6 separate regions of the Homo sapiens genome follow, and regions 2, 3, 4, 5 and 6 are each linked to region 1. The links are chromatin contacts, found by Hi-C or POLR2A ChIA-PET in ENCODE. All regions are on one chromosome and are shown on one strand. Each heading gives the region's core, a stretch centred on a gene start or an enhancer-like site at or near the end of the contact. The rest is flanking DNA. Distances are from core to core; before and after follow the strand shown.

Region 1 (4,770 bases), core at 1,237-3,736:
GGGTGAAGTAGTTTTGATTATGGTCTTGGACACCAAGATGACACTTGGGCAATTCATCTAAACATGGGCTGATATGCTCACTTGTCAAATGGGAGAAGTATACTACCCATAATCCCCAAATCTCTTCAGTACTTCCCAGCATTTTCATATTTATTTATTTATTTATTTATTTTTTGGGGAAGGAGTCTTGCTCTGTTGCCCAGGCTGGAGTACAATGGCGTGATCTCGTCTCATCGCAAACTCCGCCTCCTGGGTTCAAGCGATTCTCCTGCATCAGCCTCCCGAGTGGCTGGGATTACAGGCACCCACCACCAAGCCCGGCCAGATTCATTTAGTTTTAAAAAATGTTATGTGCAGGCTGGGCGCGGTGGCTCACACCTGTAATCCCAGCACTTTGGGAGGCTGAGGTGGGCGGATCACTTGAGGTCAAAAGTTTGAGACCAGCCTGACCAACATGGTGAAACTCCGTCTCTACTAAAAATATACAAAAATTAGCCAGGCATGGTGGCGGGCGCCTGTAATTCCAGCCACTCAGGAGGCTGAGGCAGGAGAATCGCTTGAACCCGGGTGGCGGAGGTTGCGGTGCACCGAGATTGCGCCACTCCACTCCAGCCTGGGTGACAAGAGCAAAATTCCATCTTAAAAAAAAAAAAAAGAAGTTACGTGCTAGGCACTGGGCAAACAGCAATGAACAAAATAAACAATGGAGCTCGCTGTTCCAGTGGGAAAGGGGGAAGGGAGAAGGGAAGGTGAGAGAAAACAAGCAAACTATATATGTGGTGTCATGTGCTATAGAGCAAAAGAAGGGATGGGGATGGTGGCTCATGCCTGTAATCTCAGCATTTTGGGAGGCCAAGGTGTGCGGATTGCTTGAGCTCAGGAGTGAAATCCTGTCTCTACAAAAAAATACAATTAGTTAGATGTGGTGGTGTGTGTCTGTGGTCCCAGCTACTCAGGAGGCTGAGGCAGGAGGATCACTTGAGCCCAGGTGGTGGAGGCTGTACTGAGCCAGTGGTCAACACAGAGAGATTGTCTAAAAACAAAAAAACAAAAAAAGAGAGAGAGAGAAGCAATGTGGGTTCCACAGTATGTGGTACTGCAATTTAAAATAGGGTGGTCAGGAAAATCCTCACTGAAAAAATTACATTTGGGCAAATATTCGCAGGAGCTGAATAGTAAACCATGTAAACATTTGTGAAGAGCAATCCCACAGAGAGGACAGCAAATGCAAAGGTCCTGAAGCAGAGGCTTGGAAGAGAGAGTAACTGAAGCCAGGTGAGCAATAAGAAATTGGTCAGAGAGGTAAAGGGAAAGAGGGCAAATAATTACAAGAATTTTGGTTTTTACTCTGGATGAAGTACAAAGCCACCAGAAAGTTTTCTGCAGAGTGTAATGTGATCTGATGTTTAGAAGGATTCCTTTGGTTATTGGCTTGGTAACAGGTGCTGATACAAAGGTAGAAAGTGGAAGACCAGTTAGGGTCCCACTACAAAAATGCCAGATGAGATAATAATGGCTTAGGCCATGAGGCAATGATGGAGATGGTAGAAGTAGCAATTCTAGACCTATTTTGAGGACGGTGCCAGCAGGATTTATTGAGGAGATGTGAGGACACTCGTATTTCCTCGTCTGAGCCTAAACAGGACATTAGAAGTGTGATCACTATTTCTATCTTACAAAAAATGTAGTTAGGAGCATGGTTTCTCAGTTCGAAATCTGCTTCTATCACGTACTTGGTAAGTCTGTTTTTCCATCTGCAAAATGGGTTAATAACGTTCCTAACAGGCTGCTACCAAGATCAATGGAAATTTCATATACGAAACACTTTAGTACAAGAGTCAATGAATGTTAGCTGCTATTTAGTTGTTAATAATACTAGTGCAGAGAAATAAAGGGAAAAGCAACTTGCCCAAAGTCCCAAAACGAGCCAACACAAATCATTTCCCTTTTTTCTTCCCTCCCTCATTCATTCATTCTACACACTCTTCGGAATTTTTGTTCTATGCCAGATCCATGTTAGAGTCAGGATGCTTAAACCCGGGTCAGGGTTTTGAGCCCAAGGTCCTCAACTCTAATTCTAATGCTATCTCAGGGCAGTCGAGAGGCTGAAAACGGGCGCCAAACGGGGGAACACGTACGCAGCATTCGCAGGCTATGGGGAGCTTTTACAGTGTTTATGTGCTTTAACTCTGCGTAGAAACTCTCGTTCTGCCCCCGCAATGCGGGAAAGGGTCAGGGATCACCAGATACAGCGCTCTGAGGGGAGGAAGATGAGCTGAGGGCCAAAGGCCGCCTGCTTCTTCACTTACCGCTTGCAGCAAGGCTCCCGGCGTCGCCTGCTGCTGCCCGGCTCCTGGGCCAGACCCCGCTCCCAACAGCAACTCATGCCGCTGCCGCTTGACTGGAACCAGCGGCAACTCTGGGCCCTTACGCTTCTGCTGTTCTATCATGGCGGCAACCGGTCTCTTCAGCGCCGCCACTGACCGCGCTGCCGCTCTCAGGCGCCACGCAATTGGTTCCAAATTAGTCCTTCCTCCACAACTTCCAGCTTGGAAGAACCAATCGGCTTTCAATATTTCCATTTGCACCGCCCTCGGATAGTCTCTTGTTATTGGGCATATCTTTCTGACGTCATGAGAGTGCGATACCAGGATTGGTGGACGGAGCTGGCGACCGCCCTAGGCGCGCTGGGTCTTGTGGGTGGAAACGCGCTGGCTGACTGGGGTCGGCGTTTAGTTCAGCGCAGCGACTCGGGGACCTGGAGCTGACGCCTAGTACGTATGAGGAAGAACGGGGTGGGTGGCTGCCTGAGTCTGGAGGCGACGCCTCGGTTGTGCAGTCTGAACCTGCCCTTCTCAGCTGAGGGTGCTGACAGCAAGGGGTGGGAGGCGGGCCCCGAGTCCCCAGCTGTGGTAAGTAGTAGCCTGGGCTCCCTTTCGGGGCAGGAGCGGAGCCTTGGGGTCTCTGGCGGCAAGACCCAGCCCCTGCGGCTCCCTTCTTCAAGAGCGCCCATCGTGGCCAGTCCTGTGCCGGGCATTCCCAGGGAGAAAGGCCTGCGTCCCAGCCTCCTCCGGTGCCCCATTTGGCCGAGGAGGCTGACTTGTTTCTGCCACTGATTTTGCAGTTTTTGATCAGGGCCTACTGTATGCCCCCCTGAGAGAGACAGTGATGAAGGAAATGTCCGACTCCTTCTCCAGAGCACAGTCTTGTTGAGAAATTTGAGACTCATGCCCATGAACGTGGTCATTGCCTCAGTCGTCCTGCTGATATTCATTTAGCAGCGCGTTGGGGGTATGTTGTGAACCGGGCACGGTCCCTACTCTCAGGGCGTTTAACTCTGGTGGGGAAAACGTTAAACAATGACCTCACTAATACATGGAAATGCCTCCTACTGCTGCCTGATGCTATGAGTGCCTGAAATAAGCAGGAAGGTTTTTCAGAGGAAAAGATGCCTGCGCTGGTAGCTGCAGGAAGTGTTGTAATTAATTAGGTGAAGAAGTGAAGGCAGAACCTTCCATAGAGAACTACTTGTTCAGAGCCCTGAGGCACTTGGGAGGAAAATGACTAAAAGCACAAAGAGCCAGTGTGGCTGGTACAAAGAGAATGAAGGGAGTATGGTACAAGATGAAGCTGTACGTGATAGCGGTCAGACCTTGCAGGAATTTGTAGCTTTTATTTTAAAACGGATGAGATACCACTGAGCCGTCTTCCCCCAGTGGGGTGTGGTGGAGGAGGGGACTTGATCCCTCAGGCTCAGTGGTGTGAACAGACGGGGGTTGGGGAAGCCCTAGTCGATGTATGTGGACCACTTGGGATATGCAGTAATCCTGGTCAGAGATGTCAGTGAGGACTGAGATATGGGTGGAACTGCAGAGAATTGGACAGATTCTAGAGGTATATAGGAGGTAAAATGGGTGGGACTTGGTGATGGGTTGATTTTAGGGAGTGAAGAGAGGAATCAAAGGTAACTCCTAGGTTTCTGGCTTATGTAGTTGAATAGATGGTGGTACCATTCACTCACTATCACGGAATCCCTCAAGCTGGATAGGGAACACTAGAAGATGATTAGAGACCAGTTTTTTTTTGTTTTTTTTTTTTTTTTGAGACAGGTTCTTGCTCTGTCGCCCAGGCTGGAGTGTGGTGGTGCAACCTTGGCTCACTGCAACCTCCACCTCCCAGGTTCAAGCAATTCTCCTGCCTTAGCCTCCCCAGTAGCTGGGATTACAGGCGCCTCCACTGTGCCCGGCCAATTTTTGTATTTTTGGTGGAGATGGGGTTCCACCATATTGGCCAGGCTGGTCTCCAACTCCTGGCCTCAAGTGATCCACCTGCCTCAGCCTCCCAAAATTCTGGGATTACAGGCCTGAGCCACTGCTCCCAGCTGAGATCAGTTTTTATTGATTGATTGATTGATTGTGTGGGGTCATTCATGACATCCAAGAGGCAGTTTGAAATACAGCTTTGTGCTCAGAAGAGAGATTTGTGTTGGGAATATAAAATTGGGCATAATTTGTATATACATGAATTGAGCCATAGGTGTGGGTAAGGTCAGCTAAGTCAGAACCTTGACTAGTTCCAACATTTAATGGTGAAGAACAGGTGAACCTACAGGAGATACAGAAGAAAGGAAGGAGGACTGGAAGAATGTCTCAGAAGCAAAAGAATGATTTGTGATAGAAATTTCTAGAATTTAAATAACATGAAGATTGAAAAACATATTTTGGCTTTTATCATCATGGAGGTCACAGTAACCTTAGCAAGAGTTATTTT
Region 2 (4,770 bases), core at 1,245-3,744, 880 kb after region 1:
ACGTTGGCCAGGCTGGTCTTGAACTCTTGACCTCAGGTGATCCGCCTGCCTCCGCCTCCCAAAGTGCTGGGATTACAGGCATGAGCCATCGTGCCCAGCCTGAACCTCTTAAGATCAAATAGTTCACAGACTCCTCCCTTCAGTTTAGATAATTCCTAAAGCAGAGATTACAGACAAGCAGCCAGAAAGTTGATTGAACCCACAGGAAGGTTTTGCTTGGCAGAGCGTGTTTAAGTTTGAATTAGTTGCCAACATTTTTTTTTTAAATCAAATGTCTGTCTTGAAAAAGACTGTCCTGAAGTCTCCATTTTTAAAAAGAGGCCAAGCACTGTGGCTCATGCCTGTAATCCCAACCCTTTGGGAGGCCAAGGTAGGAGGATCACTTGAGGCCAGGAGTTCAAGACCAGCCTGGGCAGCAAAGTGAGATCTGTCTCTACAAAAAAATTTAAAAGTTAGCTGGCTGTGGTGGCACATACCTGTAATCCTAGCTACTTGGGAGGCTGGGGCAAGGGGATCACTTGAGTCCAGGTGGTCGAGTCTGCAGTGAGCTATTATGATCACTGCACTCCAGCCCCAGCAGCTGAGTAAAACCTGTCTAAAAAACAAAAATACAATCTGGCCCTACCCGGCCTGAGTTTCTGCTTGCTAACAATGTGCAAGAGCTGCTGTATTTTACTGCAATCACCACCTCTCCCTCACTCTGGCAGGTGCTAATATTGTTGCTATATATTGTTTATAGCAAAGGAGAAAGTAACTTGTTAACCTATGTTTCTGTCAATTATTCTTGCCTGTTCTCATTACCCAACTGGCCCCTCTAGGCTATTGTTGACCCTTCTACTACATCCTCTATCCCTCACCCCATGCATACATTTTTATGTTCTTTATCTCACCTAGAACACCCTTGTTATATGGAAATCTATCAAGGCCTGATTTATATGGTGCCTTCTCAAGAGATTTCCAGAATGCTTTTCTAGAAATAATCAGGGCCTTGGTTTCAGGACATCTAGATTCCAACCTTTCTGAGCCTCAGTTCCATCATTATACTAAAAATTGAATATCTCTTATCCAACATGCTTGGGACCAGAAGTGTTTCCAATTTGGGATTTTCTCAAATTTTACCGGTTGAGCTTCCCCAATCTGAAAATCTGAAATCCAACATGCACGGCTCTGAAGTCTTTCACTGAGCCTTTGGGGGAAATATTTAACATCCTAACAGCCCTAAACCAACGCTCAATTAGCACAACAGTTTACAATCTTCTCTACCCACAGCCTGATGCGAGGCTCTGGGACTAGACTATTTAGCCAACAGTTCTTGCAAAATTAACTGACTTATAAGTAAATAGTAATTTCAACACCTCACTGCTAATGCTGTAACAACTCTGCAGACCTAGGGAGCAAGTACGGTTTGCAGAGCACTGGGAAGGCTCTGAAGTGACCTTTGAACTGGGCCTCAAAAAATTTTGGGTTTGGCAAAAGTCAAATCTCTTAGGCTTCAAATTCCAGGCACAAGGATTGTTGGGTTTGATTTCATTATCCAGAAGCAATGGGGATACAGAATTGTGATCTCATGTGTAGGGAACTGTGGGGGTTTTTTCTACTTTAACCCCAGTGAGACTTTGTAGAGTGTGGGGTAGAGAAAAGGCTCATGAATATGCCTGAAGCCTAACTCAGCACCTTTCTGAGGAACTGACTGCCAAAATGGTAATGGAGAGGGGAAAATATGACCTACTTTCACAAGTTACCTTGACTGCCTCAGGGAAACCTGCTGTGGTAGTGTTTCTTCTGGGTGAAAGACCAGGTAATTACCTGGGTGCTGGTCTCAGACTTACCAGTTTTGAATCCCTGTTTTAACCACTCACTATCGATATGACCTTGGATAAGTTACCTAACCTTTCTCTTACTGTCCTTTTCCGTAAAATGGGGATAACAGATAGTAGTTATTTCTATGAGTGGTTATGAGAACCAAGCTATTAGATAGCGGGAAAGCACACAGTAAGCGTTCAAGGAACTGCTATTGTTATTAAAAGCCTCCTTTGGAAGAAGGACATTGAGGCCCAGAGAGAGAACAGAACGTCCAGCCACACAGCAAATCCGTGATGAAGTTGGGACTGGAGTATGGGTCTCCTGAGTCTCAGCCCAGGACTCTATCCCTCTTCCCGAGTCCTCGGAGTTCCCGGATGGAGTCACATTTGTTCACGGCCAGGGAGGAAGGTTTGATGGAGGCCTGCAGGAAACAACAGCCAGGCGCAAGGCTTTGGGAGTTGAAGCATAGCTTCTGCGAGATAGAAACAAGGTTGACATGGGCACTCGTGCAGAATGACGGGCTCCTTTTGGACTCCCAGGACTACAGTCCCTTATGCACCTTGGGATCTGCGGCTAGCCCCTGCGTAAAGAGGGACGCGTAGTCTTTTCCCTGCCCCGCCCTGCCGGGGCGCCCGCCTCCGAGGCCGCCCTCGCTTCGTCCTTCCCAGCAAGCTCCGCGCCGGCGCCGGCTATTGATTGGCTGAGGCGGGAGCAGGCGGCTGGCCGGCAGCAGTTACTCGGGGTTTCCGGTGCGAGGCCAGAGGTGGGGAAGCCATCGGACGTCGGCGGTGAGGTACGTGCAGCGGCGGCCGGTGGGCGAGACTATTTGAGAGTGTGCGGGCCGGGATGTTCTCGGCCTGTGGGGAAATCACGCCAACTCCCCGCGTGGGCCGGGGGCTGTCTGGGGATATGCGCATGCGCGGGCGTGCCTCGCGGCTTGAGGGCGCGCGGGGCGTGGGTGGCTGCGCGCGCGGGGGGCGCACGTGGGGCCTGAGGGGCGGGGGCGGTGCCGGGAGTCCCGCCACGTCAGTCTCCGGCCCTGAGCCAATCCCGCGCCCGGCCTGCCGCGAGGGGGCCGGTTGTGCCGGGAAGTGGCTCCAGGGAGAAGAGGCCTCTTCCCTCACCCGCTGTGGGAGCTGCGCCCCGAAAGCCTGCCCCGGCACGTCGGGCTCTCCTGACCCGCCAAGACCAGAGAGCCGTTGGCGCCCTCCGCCCGGGCCTGCCGGTCCGTTTATTTTAAGAAGCTTTGTGCGCCTGCTGTGGGGATTTCTGATCCAGGCTGCGAAGAATTTCGAAGTCTGGAAAATAGCAACTGTGTTTGTTTCTAAAGGATCTTCTCCTGACCCAGCATCGCTCATCACAATGAAGAACCAAGACAAAAAGAACGGGGCTGCCAAACAATCCAATCCAAAAAGCAGCCCAGGACAACCGGAAGCAGGACCCGAGGGAGCCCAGGAGCGGCCCAGCCAGGCGGCTCCTGCAGTAGAAGCAGAAGGTCCCGGCAGCAGCCAGGCTCCTCGGAAGCCGGAGGGTGTGTGCCAGCTCTGCGTTGCCAGCGGGCAGGGGGAGGAGCTGTGGGGTCGGCCTCGCTTCTGGACTTACAGGCCGAGGCCAGGTTGTCCGGGAGGAGGAGATGTAGAATGAGAGGACAGTGCTGGGGGCCGCGGTCCCCCCTGCGCTCTGGCGAGTTGGCGGAGCTGCCCCCTCTAAGCACAGGAACAGAGTTCTGGAGAGAAGCTCCGACGGGATTAAGTCAGGTGGCAGCCAAACGAGGCACCCAGTCAGGAAATCCAGGTCCCGTTAGAAACACCTCAGCCACCAGCAGCTAACTGCCCTTCCTGTTTGAGGCATTTCTAGAATGATCTGAATGGCAAGAAATGGTTTTGTGGGGGGGAAGGAGATGGACTAGAAGTTGCTCCGTGCCATCCCTGTGTGCTGATGCTTTACATACTTTTATGATCTAACAAATATGTTCGGGTGGTAGTGAGAAATAGTTGTGTCATTTTACAAGTAAACAGACTTAAAGAAGTTAGGCAACGATTACTATAATTTCTTGATTTAAAAGATGTTTCGAATCTAAATTCTGACAGGAACTAGATTTGCTGAATGATACTCCATTCTTGCTTCTCAGTTTCCATAAAAAAAAAAGTTAGGCAACATTTAACTCAAACTGATGAGTTTGGCTGGGCCTGAAAAATCCCAACCAGTGGTATAATCGTCTTCTTTCTCACTCTACCCCTCATCCTCTCCTGCTGTAGGGGCTCAAGCCAGAACGGCTCAGTCTGGGGCCCTTCGTGATGTCTCTGAGGAGCTGAGCCGCCAACTGGAAGACATACTGAGCACATACTGTGTGGACAATAACCAGGGGGGCCCCGGCGAGGATGGGGCACAGGGTGAGCCGGCTGAACCCGAAGATGCAGAGAAGTCCCGGACCTATGTGGCAAGGAATGGGGAGCCTGAACCAACTCCAGTAGTCAATGGAGAGAAGGAACCCTCCAAGGGGGATCCAAACACAGAAGAGATCCGGCAGAGTGACGAGGTCGGAGACCGAGACCATCGAAGGCCACAGGAGAAGAAAAAAGCCAAGGGTTTGGGTGAGCAGAGGGCGGCTCTTTGTGAAGCTGGTGAGGAGAGGGAGTTTGGACTTGACGTTCTCTGGGCCAGTCTGTTCTGCCAGGATTCAAAGGAAAACGGTACTTCTCAGAGCAGCAAGTCACTCTAGTCTAATCAAAGCCAGGGATGTGGGGGCCACGGCATAGAGAGATGCAGGAGTTACCAGCACAAAGCCTTCTGGGTTTTGGAGCAACTGGAGCTTGGCATGGGACCTGTTCTCTCTTTGAGAAAATGGAGACGGGAGGCTAGGGTAGGCTCCTGTGCCAGCCAGTACTACCTGCTGTGTGACCTTGGGTGTGTCCCTTCTCCTCTCTGGGTCTTAGTTTATATTTCTCTTTACAGTAAGAAAATTAG
Region 3 (4,770 bases), core at 1,670-4,169, 810 kb after region 1:
CCCAGGAGGCAGAGGTTGCAGTGAGCCGAGATCACGCCCCTTTACTCCAGCCTGGGCGACAGAGCTAGACTCTGTCTCAAAAAAAAAAAAAAAACCAAAACACCAAAAAAAACCCAACAACAAAAAATTAGCCGGGTGTGGTGGCGCATGCCTGTAATCCCAGCTAGTCAGGAGGCTAAGGCAGGAGAGTTGCTTGAACCTGGGAGGTGAAGTTTGCAATGAGCCAAGATCATGCCATTGCACTCCAGCCTGGACAACAAGAGCAAAACTCTGTCTCAAAAAAAAAAAAAAAAAGTGAGTAGTTCTCATGGTTAAGTGGGGAAAGGAGGGCACTGCATTCTAAGCAGAGGGAACAGCATATGCAAAGGCACATGAGAAGACAGGCGCATATTTGAAGAAAAGTGGTTCTCCAAATATGGTTGGAGCCTGCATTGCCTGGTGGGGAGTGTCCCAAGAAGCAGGTAAGGACCAGTCTGTGCCAGATTAAAATGTCTGGGCATTACCTAAGGGCAGGCAGTAGGAAGTTGCTAAGCAGAAGAGTTACACTGTAAGGTTTCTGCTTTTTTTTTTCTTTTTTTTTTTCTTTTTTTTTTTTTTTTTTAATGAGACAGGTTTCTCTGTGTTGCCCAGGCTGGTCTTGAACTCCTGGGCTCAAGCAATTCTCCCACCTCAGCCTTCCCAGTAGCTGAGATTATAGGTCTCTGCTTTTCAGGAGATAGTGGGTGGGAGCCGGAGAGTCTGGAGGCAGGAGGCCAGAGAGGAGGCAGGCAAAACAGAACAGGGCAAAGTGATGAGGTCTCACCTTAAGCAGGGGCAGTAGGAAGGGAAATAAAGTGCGCCCCTTCCTGACCTTCATCCTAGAGTTTTCCTTTTGATTTCTTTGCCTCAAGAAAATGGGCCAGGCGCACAACTAAAGTTGGCAGTTTGTTGTGACAGGCCCTTGTTCTGCTTCCAGAAGATAGATCCCTCTGTGTCTTGAAGATATAGCCTGGCTCTGTGTGTCGAGGTGGGGGACAGGAGGGCTGCCATGTCATGGAAAAAGAAAGGCCTGATATGTACTAGCCATACGTCCCGTGATTGAAAAGGCATATGAACAATAAAAGCCTCAATTTCCTCATCTCTAAAAGGGGAGATCATGTCCCTTGCTCTGTGTAACTCAATTTTTTGTTCATTCCTTTGTTTATTCATTCAATAGTTATTTATGGAGCACACACAATGTGCCAGATTCTGTGCTAGGTGCTGGAGATACGGTGGTAAACAATATAGAACCCACCCCTGCCTTCAAGGAGCTTGCTGTGAGGATAAATGAAATGATTATGAAATCACTCTGTTAACTATACTGCATGGGTCTCATTGTTTTTCTTTTTTTTTTTTAGAGACGGGGGATCTTGCTATGTTGCCCAGGCTGGTCTCGAACTCTTGGGCTCAAGCAATCTGCCGCCTCAGCCTCCTAAAATGCTGGGATTACAGGAATGAGCCACCATGTCCAGCCCATTTCTTTCTCTCTCTCTCTCTCTCTTTTTTTTTTTTTTAGAGACAGGGTCTCACTCTATCACCCAACCTGGAGTATAGTGACACAGTCATGGCACTGCAGCCTTGACCTCCCGGACTCAAGTGATCCTCTCGCCTCAGCCGCCCAAGTACAAGTGCTCATTACCATGCCTGGCTAATTTTTTTCTTTTAATTTATTTTTTGTGGAGATGGGGTCTCACTGTGTTGCCCAGTCTGGTCTTGAGCTCCTGGCCTCAAGTGATTCTCTGGCCTCAGCTTCCCAAAGTGTTAGGATTATAGACAAGCGTGAACCACCACACCCAGCCCTATTTTTCTATTTCTCATCTCCCAATAAGATTGCAACCTCAACTAGGGCTACCTACGTAGGCCTAATCAGAAAACCTGAGTTTAGTCTTACTTCTTTGTTTCCTTCTCTCCATAGCCTCATTGAGCAAGGCACTTCCCCTCTCTAGATGATTCGTTGTTCATATTCAGCCCAAGGTCTATGATTGCTGTTTTTGTTTTTAGAGACGGAGTTTTGCTCTTGTCTCCCAGGCTGGAATGCAGTGGCACAATCTCGGCTCACTGCAACCTCTGCCTCCCGGGTTAAAGCAATTCTCCTGCCTCAGCCTCCCAAGTAGATTACAGGCATGCGCCACCACACCCAGCTAATTTTTGTATTTTTAGTAGAGACCATGGGCAGGCTGGTCTCGAACTCCTGATCTCAGGTGATCCGCCCGCCTCGGCCTACCCAAAGTGCTGGGATTACAGGCGTGAGCCACAGCGCCCAGCCGATTGGTTTCAACTATTAGAAGAAGGGATAAACTGGCCCGGAGCGGTGGCTCAAGCCTGTAATCCCAGCACTTTGGGGGCGGGCGGATCACCTGAGGTAAGGAGTTCAAGACCAGCCTAGCCAACATGGTTGAAACACCGTCTCTAGTAAAAATACAAAAATTAGCCAGGCGTGGTGGCAGGCGCCTGTAATCCCAGCTACTCGGGGGGCCGAGGCAGGAGAATCGCTTGAACTCGGGAGGCAGAGTGTGCAGTGAGCCGAGATCGCGCCATCGCACTCCAGCCTGGGGGGACAAGAGCGAGACTGCGTCTCAAAAAAAAAAAAAAAAAAAAAAAAAAAAAAAGGAGGGATAAGCTTCTGGGAGAAAAAGTTCCGGGTAAAGAAATCTCACTATAAAAAAGAAATAGTAGCAGAAACAGCTGGGAACTCCTAGACACACTTAACTTTCTTAGGTATCCCTTCCAGTCTCCTCCCAACCACTCCTTTCCTATTTCATTTCCACTCCCCACCTTTAGTAGCTGCGGTCTCTTTAAGTGCGCACTTTCGGTGTAATGATAGGCGATTGGGCCAATAAAGCGTTTCGTCCTGGAGTTAACTGGTTTGTCCCTTTCGGGCTGCCGTCCTACAGATCCGCCATATTGTCTACTGAAAGCTGCCGCTGAAGCTGCCGCCGTTGCCTCCGCCGCCAAGAGTGAGCGAGCGGACCCGCGATGGGTGAGTGAGGAAACCACGCAGTAGGGTTCTTGGGCTCAGGGAGTGTCGGGGCCTGGGATTTGGCGAGAGCCTGTCTCCGGTCTGCGGAAGATGTCTGCATCCCCTCTAGCTAGGTCTGAGGGGAAAAGTCAGGCCGGGAGTGCCCCTCTTGCCAGTTTTGGGCCGAGCTAGGGCCCGTGCTGGAAGCAGTCCTTTGGTGCTGGTTTCGGGGACACCTTGGCACGCCTGGAGCCCCCCACATGGTGGCCTCGGGCAGGAGCCCACGTGTTCCTGGGAGGTAGAAAGGGGCCTACTCTCTGTCCTGCGCCCAGACTGGGGCTGGGGGACGGGCTCCCGGCGGCAGGCCTGGGCGGCGCTAAGGTAGCTTTCTCCTGGGTTGTGTTTGGCCAACGCGTGTCTTGACTAGATTCAGTGGCTCCCCTGAACTCAGGGAAGTCCTACCTACGTAGCGAGGTGGAGTCCTCTAGTGAGGGGACGTCAGGCGAGCCAGCACTAGGCCGGTAAGCATGGGCAGCCAGGCCGAGGGCAGCTTGCGCCGCTGAAGGCCGGGAGAACGGAATCAAGGCGGAAATAGTGTGGTTCGGTTGGGCTCAGAGTGGCATCGCTTGTGATGGTAGAACACCAAAGGCCAAGTCCTCTTGGCCATCTTTAGGTTGAGGACTTTAGGTTTCTGGGCTGGCCCTGGTAAGGAGAAAAGGAGCGACCTGTTGATCTTTCTGAGGGGACTCCGGCTGGCAAGGCCTCTGTTCAGAGAGAATACCATGGCGAAGTCTTTGGATTTAGAGACAGAACCAACAGTGGTAATTCCTCTAAAGCAGTAAAAATTGTGAAATTTGCTAAGCTCTTTCTACGTACGGGCATTGTTCTGATTGCTTTACATGTCTTGTTTTACTTAATTTGTACAACCTAAGGAAATAGATGCTACCATTGCCATTTTACAGATGTGGAAGCTGAGCTTTAGAGAGGTAAAGTAACTTACCCAAGGTCATGCAGTGGCTAAGCCAGGGTGAACACTCCCAAGCCTAGTTTGTAACTGCTGTTTGTTGTTGTTGTTGATAGAGTCTTGCTCTGTCGCCCAGGCTGGAGTGCAGTGACGCGATCTCGGCTCACTGCAACCTCCTGCCTCCCGGGTTCAAGCGATTCTCCTGCCTCAGCCTCCCGAGTAGCTGGGATTACAGGCACCCACCACCACGCCCGGCTGATTTTTGTGTGTTTTTGGTAGAGACAGGGTTTCGTCATGTTGGCCAGGCTGGTCTCGAACCCCTGACCTCAAGTGATTCGCCTGCCTCGGCCTCCCAAAGTGCTGGGATTACAGGTGTGAGCCACTGCGTCCAGCCTGTTTTTTTGTTTTGTTTTTTTTTTTAAATGACCTGGCCCTCTAGTGGTTGGGCAGGGAGAAAAGGGGAAAAAAGCTTTTAACCCTAGGCAAAGTTGTAAATGTGTTTGGGTTTTCTGTTTGTTTATTTTGTTTTGTTTTGCTTTTTGTTTTTGCATGTGGGCCCATTATGAAATCTTTTTTTTTTTTTTGAGACGGAGTCTGGCTCTGTTGCCCAGGCTGGAGTGCATTGGCGCGATCTCGGCTCACTGCAACTACCACCTTCCCGGGTTCACGCCATTCTCCTGCCTCAGCCTCCCGAGTAGTTGGGACTACAGGTGCCCGCCACCACGCCTGGATAATTTTTTTTGTATTTTTTTGTATTTTTAGTGGAGACGGGGTTTCACCGTGTTAGCCAGGATGGTCTTGATCTCCTGACCTCGTGATCCTCCCGCCT
Region 4 (4,770 bases), core at 1,700-4,199, 780 kb after region 1:
TGTAGTCCCAGCTACTCAGGAGGCTGAGGCAGGAGAATGGCGTGAATCCGGGAGATGGAGCTTGCAGTGAGCCGAGATCGCACCACTGCACTCCAGGCTGGGCGACAGAGTGAGACTCAGTCTCAAAAAAAAAAAAAAAAACTGTCATAATTTAAAAATATACATCTGTTGAATTGGACTCCATATTTTCATTAGTGCAGGCTACATACCTTGGAGTCATCCTTATCTCTTCTCTTCCTCACACACTCCTATCCATTTTGTCAACAAGTCCTGTTTTGTTTTTGTTTTAATTTTTTTTTAGATGGGGTCTTTCTACATTTCCCAGGCTGGAGTGCAGTGGCACTATCACGTCTCACTGCAGCCTCAATTTCCCAGGGCTCAAGTGATCCTCGTACCTCAGCCTCCCAAGTAGCTGGGACTACAGGCACATGCCACCACACCTTGCTCATTTTAAATTTTTTTTTTTGTAGAGACAGGGTCTCACTTTGTTGCCCAGGCTGGTCTCAAACTCCTGGGCTCAAGCAATCTTTCCACCTCAGCCTCCCAAAGTGCTGGGATTACAGGCATCAGCCACCATAGTCAGCCCAACAGATCCTGTAGACTTTACCTTCAAATCCAGAATTCAACCATGTCTCACCATCTCACCCAACCTGGTGCAAACGATCAACATCTCTTGCTAAGATCATTGCCACAGCCTCCTGCCTGGTCTCCCTGCTTCCACCTTGGTGCCCCTGCAGTCTATTCTCACCATACAGCTGGAATAGTTCTTTTAAATAGAAGTTCAAACCCTATAATAGCTCTGCATCTCATTCAAAGTAAAAGCCACACAGCCCTACATGATCTATCCCTTCTCATGTCCTACTCTTATATCTATACCTGTGTCACACTTGCCTCCTTATTTCTCAAACACACCCTCTTGGCTGGGCGTGGTGTCTCACGCCTGTAATCCCAGCACTTTGGGAGACCGAGACTGGCAGGTCACTTGAGGTCAGGAGTTCAAGATCAGCTTGGCCAACAAGGTAAAACCCCGTCTCTACTAAAAAGTACAAAAATTAGCCGGTGGTGGTGGCACGTGCCTGTAATCCCAGCACTTTGGGAGGCCAAGGCAGGCGGATCATGAGGTCAGGAGATTGAGACCATTCTGGCTAACATGGTGAAACCCCATCTCTACTAAAAATACAAAAAATTAGCAAAGTGTGGTGGCACACACCTGTAGTCCCAGCTACTTGGGAGGCTGACGCAGGAGAATCACTTGAAACCGGGAGGTGGAGGTTGCAGTGACCCGAGATCACACCACTGCACTCCAGCCTGGGGACAGAGTGAGACTCCGTCTCAAAAAAACAAACAAACAAAAAAACAAAAATTAGACCAGGCGTGGTGGTGCACACCTGTAATCCCAGCATTTTGGGAGGTCGAGGTGGGTGGATGATTTGAGGTCAGGAGTTTGAGACCAGCCTGGCCAACATGGTGAAACCCCGCCTCTCCTAAAAATGGAAAAATTAGCCGGGCATGCTGGCGGGTGCCTGTAATCCCAGCTACTTGGGAGGCTGAGACAGGAGAATCGCTTGAACCCGGGAAGCGGAGGTTGCAGTGAGCCGAGATCGTACCACTGCACTCCAGCCTGGGCAACAGAAAGGGAGACTCCAGTCTCAAAAAAACAAAACAAAACAAAAACAAAAATTAGCCGGGCATGGTGGTGCACGCCTGTAATTTCAGCTTGTTGGGAGGCTGAGGCAGGAGAATCGCTTGCACCCAGCAGGTGGAGGTTGCAGTGAGCCGAGATCGAGCCACTGCTCTCCAGCCTGGGCAACAGAGACTCCATCCCCTCAAAAAACAAAATAATAAAATAAATACACCCTCCTGCCTGAGGGACCTTGCACTAACTATTCCCTCTGCCTGAAATGCCCCCTTTCTCCAGAAATCTGCACCACTGACTCACTCATTTCCTTCATGTGTTTACTCAAGTCAACTCTGAAGCCTGCTCTGCCTGCCCTATTTAAAACTGCAACCCCATCCCCCTTTCCTGTTTTTCCTTCACACCATTCCCATCTAACATACTACAGAATTTACCAATTTTGTTCATGTCTATCTCCTCCCACTTGACTGTAAGCTCTATGACTATTAATGAAATATCTACTAATTCATTCAATTAATTGAATACTGCTATTAAGTGCCAAGCACTGTGCTAAGCAATGGAGCTACAAGATGACTAAAACTGCTTGTAGGTCTTGTGAGGGAAGAATCCTAATGACAATAAATGTAGCTCATTTAGTCAATGCTTCTCCAAACATCGTGATGGCTAATACTAAAACAGACTCAGTTCTGCATGCTCTATTTCATTTAACCCTCACCGAAACCTACACGGTGACCATCAGCAGCCTCATCGTAAAGCATAAAAAAACAAGATTGCAAGGCTGGGAAATGGCAGTCAGGATCTGAACCACGGTGTTGACAATGAGAACGGTGAGTAACGTCAAATGTGAGAAATATTTAGGACTTAGGCTCACAAAGACTAAGGCAAAGATCGGATGTGGGGGCCGAGGGAGGGAGGAAATGACTCCTGGATTTTGACTGGGGTGGACTAAAGCGCAGTGAGGCCTAAGAGAAGGATGAAGCGCAACGTGGGGCTGGGCTGGAGGTGCCTGCGGACCGGTCAGGGATATGGTCCACCCCTAGGGGAGCGGAGAGGCGGCTCCGCACCCTCCTCCGGTCGCCGCCGCCCCGGTCCAGGAGATGCTGAGAGAAGACACGCACGGGAAGAGCAGGAGGTGGGTTCCGTTCCCCTCCCTCTTGAGTCTCTTCACCAGCAGCTGCAGGAAGGGCGTGGGGGACCGAGAGACAAAGAGCGCGCAGGCACCGCCTCCGTCCGGGCGGCCCCTTTAAGAAGCGCGCGCCAGCTTCCAGCCCGCCTTGTATGCAAATGTAGCGGCGCGGCGGGAGCGCGCGGCTGATACCCGGGACTGGGCTGCGGCGGTTAGTCCTCTCCCGGCCGCCGTCGCCTCCGACATATTGCCCGCAGGAGCTGCGGCGGCGAAGCGGAGAGCACCGGGGGGAGGAGATGGGTGAGCAGAGCGGCTCAGGCTCGGCCTGGCAACGAGCGGGCGCACGGGTTAGGATGGCCAGGCTGCTAATTGCTGCTCCACGCGGACAGGAGCCCGGTGACGGGAGGGGGAGGGGATGCGAGCGCAGACGGGATCCCGCCCCCTCCTGTCGTTTTGCGGGGTGGGGCCTCTGTTGTGGGGGCGGGACATTGGACGGTGGGCGGGGCTTCTAAGACGAAGCCCTGTGGGGGCTTGGGCTTTCGTGAGGACCAGCTCGTCGGGGCTAGAAAGGGGGGCGGGACTTACCAGTGGGCGTGGCTTCAGCGCTAAGGGTGGAGATTCTGGGCAGGGGGCGCTAGTGCAGTCGGCGTTTCTGGGTTGGAGGGGTTACACTGGGGGCGGTGGAGCGGGGAGACTTCCGACTGAGGGAGCCCATTCTGGAGTGGGGCTTCTGGGCTGAGAGGGCTTTTATTGGCTTGTGGGCGGGGTTTCTGGGCTGACAGTTGTGTGTAGGCGGAGCTTCTGGGCTGAGGGGCTTTATGTGGGTGCAGAGCTTCTAAAGAGAGGAGAGTGGGTGTGGGCAGAGCTTCTGGACTGGACTAAGGGTGTTTGTGTGGGATTTTCTAAGCCAAGTATAACAGCGTATGAACAGAGCTTCTGGTCTGGGGGTTTATGGAGGGCAGAGCTCTTCGCCAGGTACTTTTTAGAGACTTGTGGAGGTTTATAATTTTGGGCATACATCCAAGCCCAAAATTGGCTCCGAAGTGTGGGAAACGCTTCCGAGCTGAGATGCTACGGCGTGGGGTGTATGTGAATGGAGGCTGCTGTGTTACTGTGAAGAGGTATGAACAGGTTATAACTTTTTAAAAATATGTATATGTATGTATATATATTTTTTAATAGAGACCGGGTTTCGCCATGTTGCCCAGGCTGGTCTCCAACTCCTGGTCTCAAGCGATCCTCCCGCCTCGGCCTCACAAATTGCTGAGATTACAGTCGTGAGCCACCACACCCAGTCAGGTTGTGACTTTTTTAGGTGCTTAGGAGCTTTGTGCAGAACTTTTGTGCGAAGTGGTGCGTGGGAGCTTGGGCTAGACTGCTCAGCCTAGTAGGTCCAATTTTTCAGTCCACAGCCACAGGATTCTCCCAGCCATATCCTTGACCCTTTATTTAGGCCCTGGGTCCTGCCCATGAGATCCCAGAATGCCCTTTGAGCTGAATCATGGGGCCCTGGATGAAAAAGCTGTCCCAAAGTTACCCAGAGTTATAGGCCTCCAGAAACTTATGTCTGAATGGGGCCCAATGTGTACCAGAGTTGAGAGCACACGACCCAGCCACGATACTGTGACATAGTGTAAGCTGAGTTTCCTAATGTGTGAAAAACCTACCTTGCTGGGTTCATTCACTCATCAACATATACTTGCTGGGCACTGAGGTAGGGGATATAGCAGTGAAAAAGATAAGGTAACTGACCTCATTGACCTTTCATTGTAATAGGACAGACAAGCAATAAGCATATTAACAAATGAGTAAGATAATTTCAGAGAGTGAATTCTGGTGGAAAAAAAGAATAGAAATTGGAGAGAGAGTGATGGGGAGTTACTTCAAAACTTCAGAAATGGCAGTCCGGGAAAGGCTTTCCAGATAGGATATTATAAGTGCTAGAGGTAGCAATGAGCTTGGCTTGCTGAGGAAAGAAAGATCAAGATGTTTAGAGCATGGGGCGGGT
Region 5 (4,770 bases), core at 941-3,440, 720 kb after region 1:
CGCCACCACACTCAGCTAATTTCTTTCTTTCTTTCTTTTTTTTCCCAAGACAGAGTCTCGCACTGTCCCCCAGGCTGGAGTGCAGTGCTGCAATCTCAGCTCACTGCAACCTCCGCCTCCTGGGTTCAAGCGATTCTTCTGCCTCAGCCTCCTGAGTAGCTGGGACTACAGGCACACCACCACACCCAGCTAATTTTTGTATTTTTAGTAGAGACGGGGTTTCACAATGTTGGCCAGGATGGTCTCGATCTCTTGACCTTGTGATCTGCCCGCCTCGGTTTCCCAAAGTGCTGGGATTACAAGCATGAGCCATCGCATCTGGCCTATATTTTATATTATATATATATAATTTATGTAGATACGTGTTTTGTTTTCATTTCTGTGGGTAATTTGGAAATCCTCTCCCTTAACCCCTTAAAGAAGGCCTTTAGGTTCTCTAGTTAAAGGGTTCTAAGCTTCACATCCAAAAATCAAGTTTCCAGGCACTCAGAAGACAATTTCCAAATAAACCTTTTTTTCCTTTTTTTTTTTTTTTGAGACGTAGTCTCGCTCTGTTGCCCAGGCTGGAGTGCAGTGGCGTGATCTCGGCTCACGGCAGCCTCCGCGTCCCTGGTTCAAGCAATTCTCCTGCCTCAGCCTCCCAAGTAGCTGGGATTACAGGTATGCACCACCACACCCGGCTAATTTTTATATTTTTAGTAAAGATGGGGTTTCATCATGTTGGCCAAGTTGGTCTCGAACTCCTGGCCTCAGGTGATTTGCCCACCTCGGCCTCCCAAAGTGTTGGGATCACAGGCATGAGCCACCAAGCCGGGCGGAAACTTTTTTTATTGTAGAGATGAGGTCTCATTATATTGTCCAGGCTGCTCTCGAACTCCTAGCCTCAAGTAATCCTCCCACCTAGGCCTCCCAAAGTGCTGGGATTACAGGCATAAGCCACCGCACCGGTCCCCAAAGACTTTTGAAAAGTGTGGGCTCATTAGGAGAACTAATCCAGAAGGAAAAGAGATGGGAGTGAGTGCTTTAAATGGAAGAAGAAAATAATCTGCGGAGGGAAGGGAAAGTTAGAGAGGGCACCAGGCTTTTGATGGCTTATGGGACAAGTAGGGACCTAAGGCTCCACTTGCATATAGCACACCAGGATGTGGAGAACGTCGTAGGCGACTGTCCACTATGTACCTTGCCTTTGAGAGTAGTGGCAAGGGTCTCTTTGAGCAAGTCTGGAGTGGTAGAAGAAGCCATCCTAATGATGCAACCAACGTGGATTAAGGATCTGGTCTCTACCTCACTTTTTGAAGGAAGAAACACTTAATTGGCAATAATGACGGCGAAACAAAACAAACACAATTCAGAAAAAGCAGTAAAATATGTAAAAAGAGCTAAAATGCTGCTTAAGATTTCCCGTACCAACAATGTCAACCGTTTTAGAACCGACTGGAATATATGTAATACTGGAAATATATATACTGGAAACAACTTCTTGTGTTCCCTGATGTCTGGGACCCTTTTCTTTGCTAGACTTCAGATCTCTGATCTGAACCATCCCTCTTAGTTCAAGTACTCCAATCGCCTTCAGTGTTTCCACCAAGCCGTCCTTCCTCAATTTCTCCCTCCAGGTTTCCCTTCCCCAACTTTCCCCCTGCATCAGACTCTCCCTCAGCCTTCCTTTCTCCCTGTGCAGTCTGTCTCACTCCTGTCTTCCTCCCCAGGCGGTCTCAATTCTCTCTCCCTCCCCTTTCCGTGACCCTCTCGGCAGTCTTTTACTTCCTTACTTCGGTGACCGCCCCCCACCCCACTCCCCACAGCCTCCCTCCACTGCTCAGCCGTTGGAGAGGGCGTGGCCCCGCGAGTAACAGGTCTCCCGCCCCACACTCCGCGGGCCCGCGCGCAGACAAAGACATTCCACAGCTCCCGCCCCCTCCACGCCAGAAAGGGGAGGAGACACGTGTTCCGCTAGCGCCGAGTCACGTGGAAAACGAAACGAACGGAGCCCACTGCCTCCCGCGCATGCGCATCAAGCTCTGGCCTGGCGGGAGCGGAGGGAAAGCCAGAGTCGGGAGGCGACTTCTCGGACGCCGCGGCGGTGCGCAGGCGCCGTGGCCGGACTGGGGACTTTGTTCTCCGCGGAGAAACCCAAGGGCGGTGCCGGTGGCTGGCTGCGCACGCGCGCCGCCTCATTTCCGGTGCTCTCTCTCGCTGGGTCGCTCGGGTCGGCTTCGGTCGCTACCGCTCCCGCTCTGCCACCCCCGCCAACCGCCGCTCGGGCCTCCGTCGCTGCCGCGTCGCTTTCTCGCTCCTTGGATCGCACATCCTCCCAGATGCAGCGCCGGGACGACCCCGCCGCGCGCATGAGCCGGTCTTCGGGCCGTAGCGGCTCCATGGACCCCTCCGGTGCCCACCCCTCGGTGCGTCAGACGCCGTCTCGGCAGCCGCCGCTGCCTCACCGGTCCCGGGGAGGCGGAGGGGGATCCCGCGGGGGCGCCCGGGCCTCGCCCGCCACGCAGCCGCCACCGCTGCTGCCGCCCTCGGCCACGGGTCCCGACGCGACAGTGGGCGGGCCAGCGCCGACCCCGCTGCTGCCCCCCTCGGCCACAGCCTCGGTCAAGATGGAGCCAGAGAACAAGTACCTGCCCGAACTCATGGCCGAGAAGGACTCGCTCGACCCGTCCTTCACTCACGCCATGCAGCTGCTGACGGCAGGTAAGGGGGCCTCCCGTGTCCCTCTGGGTCGCCCGGCCATCCCGGGCATGAGTGGCCCTGGCTTTGTTCCTCTCGCTTCCCGCCCCCTCGGGACCGAGGCAGTCGGGAGTTCCGGTCTCATCCTCATTTTTGGGAGCCTGGATTCCACATTCCCACCTCAGCCCGGAGTGCGTGGGAGAATTTCTAGGCTGCAGTGGAGGCCCGAAGGCGACTTTGCGATCCCCTAGCGCTAATGTCTTGATGGATAGTGCTGAGCTCCCCGCCCCTTTCCCGACTCTTCCCTCCTCCCTCCTCTTGCGGCTGCCGGGCGCGCAGATTCTTCCAGAAATGAACCTTCATTTCCCCCTTTCCCTGAAGGGAAACCCTTTTTGATCGCGGGTGGCGATGAGCGCCTCGACCGAGGTGTAGGAGGTGAAGACAGCCAGAGCGGGGAGGGACCGTGGGAGGAAGGGCCGAGGTGAGGTGGGGTGAGGCTGGAATGCCCTGTCCAGTGCCTTGCTGTCGCTGGGGCCGAGCCGGACTTAGCGGTAACCGCAGCTTAAGTTGCTGGGAGGAAGGAGCGATTTATGTGGATCGGAGCTTGAGGTTTCCGAATCAGATTTCCGACTAAGGCTGATAAAATAAGAATTGCTACTGAGCCATTTTACACCGTGTGTTCACTGTCGTTGAAGGAGTGAAGTAACCCTAGAGACAGTGAAATGGGACGATAGGGACTCCCGCGTAGTTCACATGACGTTTCCCAACGAGATGGACAGAAATTGAGAGAAGTTGCATGATGCTTGTACTGAAAGGCTTGGCCTTTTTGTTGCTGTTTTTTACATTTTTGATTCAGTAGTGAAATAGATTAGAAATGAGAGTCTTTGTTCTGTAGGTTAGCGCTCTTTTCCTCATCAGCACTGGCCAATCACCTAGTCGCTCTGATTTTTCCCTAAAGCTGTCTGACTTTCGCTTCTAGTTAAAATATTATTTTAATATTTTTTATGATACCTAAATTTTACTAAGCAAGTAAAAATTCACATCCTTCAACACTGAATGAGTAGTTGGACTCTTTGGCAAGGTTAATATAATGGACAGTTCATTATGAAAATATTATCTCCCTCCCTTTGTTCTCTGTCTCCCAACACTGTAAGGTAAGGGATCTTTACCAGTGTGGTGTTCATCTTTTATGCTTTCTTAAGATAACTGTCAAAAACTGTTGATCCTTAAAAGTTACTTTTAATTTTCAGTCTCCCCTCACTGCTTAACTAAGAGAGTGCTCTTTATTTTTAACTTGGGCTTTCTGGATGTATTTTTTTTAAACCCAACTGAAATTGGAGAAATGTGATTGAGGTTACTGTTGGTTTGGGATGTATGAATTCTTTCTAGCATGGATAAGTGTTAATATATGTTGAGCCTGGCTTTTAAGGTATTTCTGAATTATCTTGCAAGGGGATTGCAGTGAAGTCACAACCCATTGTGCGGAAGTGAGACTTTGAGAAGATAGAATAGTAGTATTTAAGCTCTGGTAAGATCACATGGAAGGGGCAGGCGCGGTGGCTCACGCCTGTAATCCCAGCACTTTGGGAGGCCGAGACGGGCTGATCGCGAGGTCAGGAGTTGGAGACCAGCCTGATCAACATGGTGAAACCCCGTCTCTACTAAAAATACAAAATTAGCTTCGCGTGGTGGCGCACGCCTGTGATCCCAGCTACTTTGGAAGCTGAGGCAGGAAAATCACTTGAACCTGGGAAGCGAAGGTTGCAGGGAGCCCAGATTGCGCCATTACACTCCAGCCTGGGCAACAAGAGCTAAACTCCATCTCAAAAAAGGAAAAAAAAAAAAAAAAGAAAAGAACACACGGAAGAAAAATATAGCTAACACTTAATGTTTGAGGTCTGAGCACTTTACATTAAATATTTAACCTATAAAATGAAATGAGAACTTACTTTTATTATCCTCACTTATACAGATGAGGAAACCAAGACACCCAGAGATTAATAATTTGCCTAAGGTAACAAAATTAGTAAGCATCGTAACCAGGATTTTTGGTCAGTCTACACACCTTCCCCGTTCCCTCACTATAGTGCCTGC
Region 6 (4,770 bases), core at 1,436-3,935, 640 kb after region 1:
ATAAGCTAAATGGATGCAAATGAAGATACCACCTTTCTTGTAGTTGTGAGAATTAAATGAATATAAAAAGCACCTGTAGCACAGGAGGAAATTAATACTAATCAATTCCTTCCCTCACTGAATAGTAACAATACTATTTACTATTTCTTTCTTCTTATTTTTTTTGAGAGAGGGTCTCACTGGCTCACTGCAGCCTTGACTTCCTGGACTCACAAGATCCTCTCACCTCAGCCTCCGGGATAGCTGGAACTACAGGCACGCACTACCACGCCTAACTTTTGTATTTTCTGTAGAAATGGAGTCACCATGTTACCCAGGCTGGTCTCGAACTCCTGGGCTCAAGCGATCCTCCTGCCTCAGCCTCCCAAAGTGCTAGGATTACAGGTATGAGCCAGCTTGCCCAGCCGAAAAATATAATTTCTAACTTTTAATTACACATCAGTGATTTTGCCTGTAATTCTATTATGTTCACTATCAAAAGGACCACCCTCACGCCTGTTAATCCCAGCACTTTGGGAGGCCAAGGCAGGTGGATCACTGGAGGTCAGGAGTTCGAGACCAGCCTGGCCAACAAGGTGAAACCCCATCTCTACTAAAAATATGAAAATTAGCCGGGTGTGGTGGCACACACTTGTATTCTCAGCTACTTGGGAGGCTGAGGCGGGAAGATCATTTGAACCCGGGAAGCCTGGGCAACAAACAGAGCGAGACTCCATCTCAAAAACAAACAAAAAAAAAACAAAAGGACCATACTACTCTTTGCTTATACTGAAAGACTACCAACTTCTATCGCTTCTCGGCCTTTTGGCTAAGATCAAGTGAAAGACTACCAACTTCTAGGAGACATTATTTTTAAGATAACATCATTTTTAAGATTATATCAATGTGTAAAATCCCTATCAAGGTACTACTCTTCAAGAATCCCTACTTTTACAACACAAGAATGGGAAAAGTCCATGATAATAATTAGTCCATTCATTATGAAACTTAAAAATGCCAAGATCAGAATACCAGCAAACAACTTCTCACCATCTTCACCAATACAATGGTGTGCTGGCAAGTGATTCTGAAGCCCTGATAATGTGTCATTCTGTATCCTTAATCTCCTTTTGCACACTCAGCAAGGCATAACTTCACTCACTTCCCTCTGAAACTACTCTCTCTTACAGAGCATGACAGCAAGTACCATATTCCAACTCAGCAGTGTAATGTAGTTTGGCGACTCCGGACAGACAAACATTTGCTGAATGCCTACAGTGACACTAGAATTGCTAGTCACTGCTAATTTCTTGACAAATTCCAGGAAATAATAAACCAGACTACAGTTCAATTTACCTAACAATAAAATACTCTTCACCTGAAAAACTAGCAGTACTTTACAAAAGTTTATGCTCCTGAACACTCTACAGGCCAGAGTGTAGGATTTTGGGCAACAGACAAACTTCTTTTCGTTAGCTCTCAGGGGCCCCAGACTAGGATAGGATGGCATCATTGACAAATTTGAAAATTTACTTTGAAGTCATGAAACGTGGGAGAAAAAAATGTATAGAACAACAACAAAAAAACACATCACATCCTTTCTGGGGGAAAAAAATTAAAATCCCAGAGCCAGAAGATCATAGTGCCGCTGGAGGAGACTTATACCCCCTTTCCTCATACTTGAACCTGAAGACCCACGGACAAGATGCTCCCGGAAAGAACTCCCCAACCCAACACACCAGGGTTCACTATCGCCACACACAAAGACCAAGGGGAAGGGCCTCTAGGATGCCTGCTCACACACTGGACACACGCCGGCACACCCTACCACACTCCTGCCTCTGCCACGCACCTTCTCACCGACACACACCATGTTCTCCCCCCACACTCACCCGCTCTTTACCACACTCTCAACTCTCTCCTCCCCCATTTACTCACTCATTCTACCACCACCCCTCATGCCCACACGCTCCCCACACACCCATACCCTCCCCTGCCCTCACCCACATTCCCCCAACATCGACACTGCCTCCCGACGCGCTCCCACTCCCCCCACCTCCTCGCACGGACACTCAGCCCTGTCCCCCACTCACACGCCCTCCCTTCACCAACTCACTCTCCCCCACGCTCGCACAGCTCTCTCCCTTCCACACACACGAGCCCGCCCCTCGCTCACCCACCCTCGCTCCCCCGCCCCGGCCCGGCCCGGCCCTCCTTCCGGGGACGTGTCTCCGGCCTGCACTAATGGCTGCGGCGCCTCCCGCCCTCCCCTTCCCCGAGGCCCCCGGCGCCGGCGCGGGGGCCGCCCGGGAGGGGCGCACTCACGCTGGCGAGCTGGGGACTGGGCATTGAAGTCCGGCGGTGGCGGGAGCGAGGAGGCGCCTCTCTCCTCAGTCACCTCGGCGGCGGCGGCGGCGGCGGTAGCGGTGGCGGCGGCGGCGACGACTCCCCCCCAGCCTCGGCGCGCGACACCCGGCCCGGCCCGGCGGCGGCGGCGGCGGCGCGTCTCCACGAGTCCGTCTTGCTGCTGCTGCTGCGGCCGCCGCTGCGTCTCCTGCTGCCGCCGCTGCCTCCGCTGCCGCCGCTGCCCTGTGGCGTCACCTCGCGCCGTGCCCGGCCGCCGCTGCCGCTCCAGCCGCTCCCGGACAGACGACGGTTACAGCCCGGCCGATCGCGCCGCCACCACCACCGCTGCGCGCGCAGCCGGAACCAGCTCCCGCCGCCGCCCCTCAGGGGGCGCTGCGGGGCGCGGCGCGCAGGGCCACCGGCCCGCCCTCCGCGTTCGCTGACTGGCTGGCTGGCCGGCTCGCGGGCAGTTGGGCCCGCCCACCTGCCCCGCGGGGCGCTGACCCACTGCCCTGGGCGCCTCCCCCGCTCCTCCTCCTCGTGGTTCGTTCCGCTCCGCACTCCCGGCTACGGAAGGCGAGTCCATGTGATCGGGGAGGGAAGGCAGAACGTGGCCTGGGGAGTCGCTCGCCCACGCTGCGCCCCGCCCATCCGCACCTGGGCTGGGTCGAGGGCCTGCAGCCGAGGTGTGACCTGCAAGGTCGAAGGGTTCTTTCTCGCTACTTGGCCCTAAGGCCTCGGGTCAGATCCTGATGGGACGGGGTGGCCGCCACGTCCTGGGCTTGGGGATTTCCAACTCAGAAGTGGGAACCTGGCCAGCTCAGTTCTCGGCTGCCCTTCCTGAGGCCCCAAATGAATGGCGTGTGCATCTTCGTCGAAGATATTAATACGCCACCCCCAGCTCTGCCCACAAGACACACACCCACCCTAAGAACTGTCCCTGACAAGCCAAAATTCAGACTTTCAGGATGTAGGATCTTGGGCAAGTGATTCCAAGTATTATCAACTATTAAATGGAAATAATAATCAGCTACCTCATGGGCTCTTTCACGTATCGATAACAACGTATGAAAACGCTTGAGAAGGGCCAGGCGCGGTGGCTCATACCTGTAATCCCAGTACTTTGGGAGGCCGAGGAGGGCAGATCACAAGGTCAGGAGTTCGAGACCAGCCTGGCCAACATAGTGAAACCCTGTGTCTGCTAAAAATACAAAAATTAGCTGGGCATGGTGGCGCCCGCCCGGAAGGAGGGCCGTAATCCCAGCTACTCGGGAGGTTGAGGCAGGAGACTCACTTGAACCCGGGAGGCGGAGTTTGCAGTGAGCCGAGATCGTGCCACTGCACTCCAACCTGGGCGACAGAGTGAGACTCCGTCTCAAAAAAAAAAAAGAAAGAAAAAGAAAACGCTTGAGTTGAGAAAGTGAGAAAGAAGAGACCCTGAATTTCAAGCTTTCCGACTTAATGTCACCTTTAACGACGCAGATTATCGTAGAGATTCTCAGGTGGAAAGGTTTTTGCCTCTTGCATTTGGAAGCTAGCCAGAAATTCTTTGCCAGATCATGCGTCCTGAGTTTTGGTTTGGAAAATGTGGTCACTAGCGAGCTAGGAGGCTGGTTTGGGCCACGACCAGATGGCAAAGTGCGGCATTGGAGGCTGGCTTGGGAGGGAGATGTCTCCCCCTGGGAATTGCGGGTTGGGGAGGGTCTGTTCTTTCTGTCCACCCCTGGGAAGTCTTGCCTGCCCAGAACTGGCGCCTATATAGGAAGAAATGAAGATGCTCCCGTGGGTGCTTCTCCCCCACCTCGCCACCACATCCATGCTCATCCAGCCCTGCGGGGAGAAGCAGTGATCTGTCGTCATTAGACCTTCCCCACAAGGTAGACTTGGGGCATTGCTTCTGACCAGAAGGCTTCCATTAGCGCTTAGCAGTAAAAAGAAAGGTCTTATGACTCAGCCGCATCAAGCCACAGCACAGAGTCCAGGATGTTCACCACCAGGTGGCCCAGGAGGGGGTATTCTAGGGCAAGGCTGGCTAGCAGGGCTGTGTGGGAGTTGAGAGAGGCCTTGAGGAGCAGGAGGGGCTGCAGATCAGTAGCAAGGCCCTTAGGTGAGGAGCACAGACTGGGCTCACTTGCATTCTGTCTGCCTCCAGCAAGCAGTATTTTCTACTTCCTGGAAACATAGACTGATTTGAAAGAAAGAGCTACCACCTCTGCAAAACTTTTGCTGCGTCTGTGAGTTATTGATTCTTCCGATAAAGTTGCAAAACACCTTGTGCAATACTCTACCATAGTACTTAACATGGAATTGTAATTGCCTGTTTTCAGATTCTCCCCTGCTTAAATGGATCTATTTGGGGCAGTCTAGCAGATTGTTTGCTTGTTTGTTTTCATCTAGTAGATTGTCTGACCAAGTGAATGACCCTTCCCTCCACCTAGCTCTCCT

What was found. A loop is a pair of places that touch in the nucleus more often than their neighbours do. ChIA-PET counts read pairs that join two places held with the same protein, here RNA polymerase II (POLR2A). Pooled maps may share reads with other maps.
Region 2: a pooled map shows a loop between it and region 1 (7-fold over the local background). The contact joins the promoter of TXLNA here to the promoter of SNRNP40 in region 1. A Hi-C loop is called at or near these places in 6 of 50 pooled maps.
Region 3: a pooled map shows a loop between it and region 1 (15-fold over the local background). The contact joins the promoter of KPNA6 here to the promoter of SNRNP40 in region 1. A Hi-C loop is called at or near these places in 7 of 50 pooled maps. POLR2A ChIA-PET finds 5 or more read pairs at or near these places in 2 of 52 experiments (CD4-positive, alpha-beta T cell and T-cell).
Region 4: a loop to region 1 is called in a map of B cell, with 30 times the contacts of the local background. The contact joins the promoter of TMEM39B here to the promoter of SNRNP40 in region 1. A Hi-C loop is called at or near these places in 1 of 168 maps with a recorded cell type or tissue (B cell), 1 of 37 single-sample maps with no recorded cell type and 8 of 50 pooled maps. POLR2A ChIA-PET finds 5 or more read pairs at or near these places in 2 of 52 experiments (T-cell and activated CD4-positive, alpha-beta T cell).
Region 5: a loop to region 1 is called in a pooled map, with 9 times the contacts of the local background. The contact joins the promoter of KHDRBS1 here to the promoter of SNRNP40 in region 1. A Hi-C loop is called at or near these places in 1 of 37 single-sample maps with no recorded cell type and 11 of 50 pooled maps. POLR2A ChIA-PET finds 5 or more read pairs at or near these places in 1 of 52 experiments (MCF 10A).
Region 6: a pooled map shows a loop between it and region 1 (5-fold over the local background). The contact joins the promoter of PTP4A2 here to the promoter of SNRNP40 in region 1. A Hi-C loop is called at or near these places in 2 of 37 single-sample maps with no recorded cell type and 6 of 50 pooled maps. POLR2A ChIA-PET finds 5 or more read pairs at or near these places in 1 of 52 experiments (GM12878).

Annotation. Positions count from the first base shown.
Region 1 is chr1:31,294,302-31,299,071 of GRCh38, forward strand. It overlaps SNRNP40 (small nuclear ribonucleoprotein U5 subunit 40), which reads right to left and starts at 2,487. Exons shown (of 10, transcript NM_004814.3): 1 at 2,310-2,487. The coding sequence starts at 2,450. It overlaps ZCCHC17 (zinc finger CCHC-type containing 17), which reads left to right and starts at 2,731. Exons shown (of 8, transcript NM_016505.4): 1 at 2,731-2,774. RefSeq lists an enhancer at 2,256-2,465.
Region 2 is chr1:32,177,181-32,181,950 of GRCh38, forward strand. It overlaps TXLNA (taxilin alpha), which reads left to right and starts at 2,495. Exons shown (of 11, transcript NM_175852.4): 1 at 2,495-2,596; 2 at 3,134-3,334; 3 at 4,062-4,397. The coding sequence starts at 3,166. RefSeq lists enhancers at 1,673-2,432, 2,433-3,191, 3,079-3,158, 3,279-3,438, 3,449-3,498 and silencers at 2,369-2,558, 2,699-2,878.
Region 3 is chr1:32,105,137-32,109,906 of GRCh38, forward strand. KPNA6 (karyopherin subunit alpha 6) reads left to right here and starts at 2,920. Exons shown (of 14, transcript NM_012316.5): 1 at 2,920-2,998. The coding sequence starts at 2,995. RefSeq lists enhancers at 2,614-3,132, 2,746-3,175, 3,133-3,650.
Region 4 is chr1:32,069,990-32,074,759 of GRCh38, forward strand. It overlaps TMEM39B (transmembrane protein 39B), which reads left to right and starts at 2,950. Exons shown (of 9, transcript NM_018056.4): 1 at 2,950-3,062. The coding sequence starts at 3,059. RefSeq lists an enhancer at 2,349-2,954.
Region 5 is chr1:32,011,678-32,016,447 of GRCh38, forward strand. KHDRBS1 (KH RNA binding domain containing, signal transduction associated 1) reads left to right here and starts at 2,191. Exons shown (of 9, transcript NM_006559.3): 1 at 2,191-2,700. The coding sequence starts at 2,319. RefSeq lists silencers at 2,400-2,609, 3,090-3,199 and an enhancer at 2,426-2,996.
Region 6 is chr1:31,935,683-31,940,452 of GRCh38, forward strand. It overlaps PTP4A2 (protein tyrosine phosphatase 4A2), which reads right to left and starts at 2,686. Exons shown (of 6, transcript NM_080391.4): 1 at 2,305-2,686. RefSeq lists enhancers at 1,843-1,892, 3,003-3,272 and silencers at 2,073-2,412, 2,189-2,360, 2,563-2,942.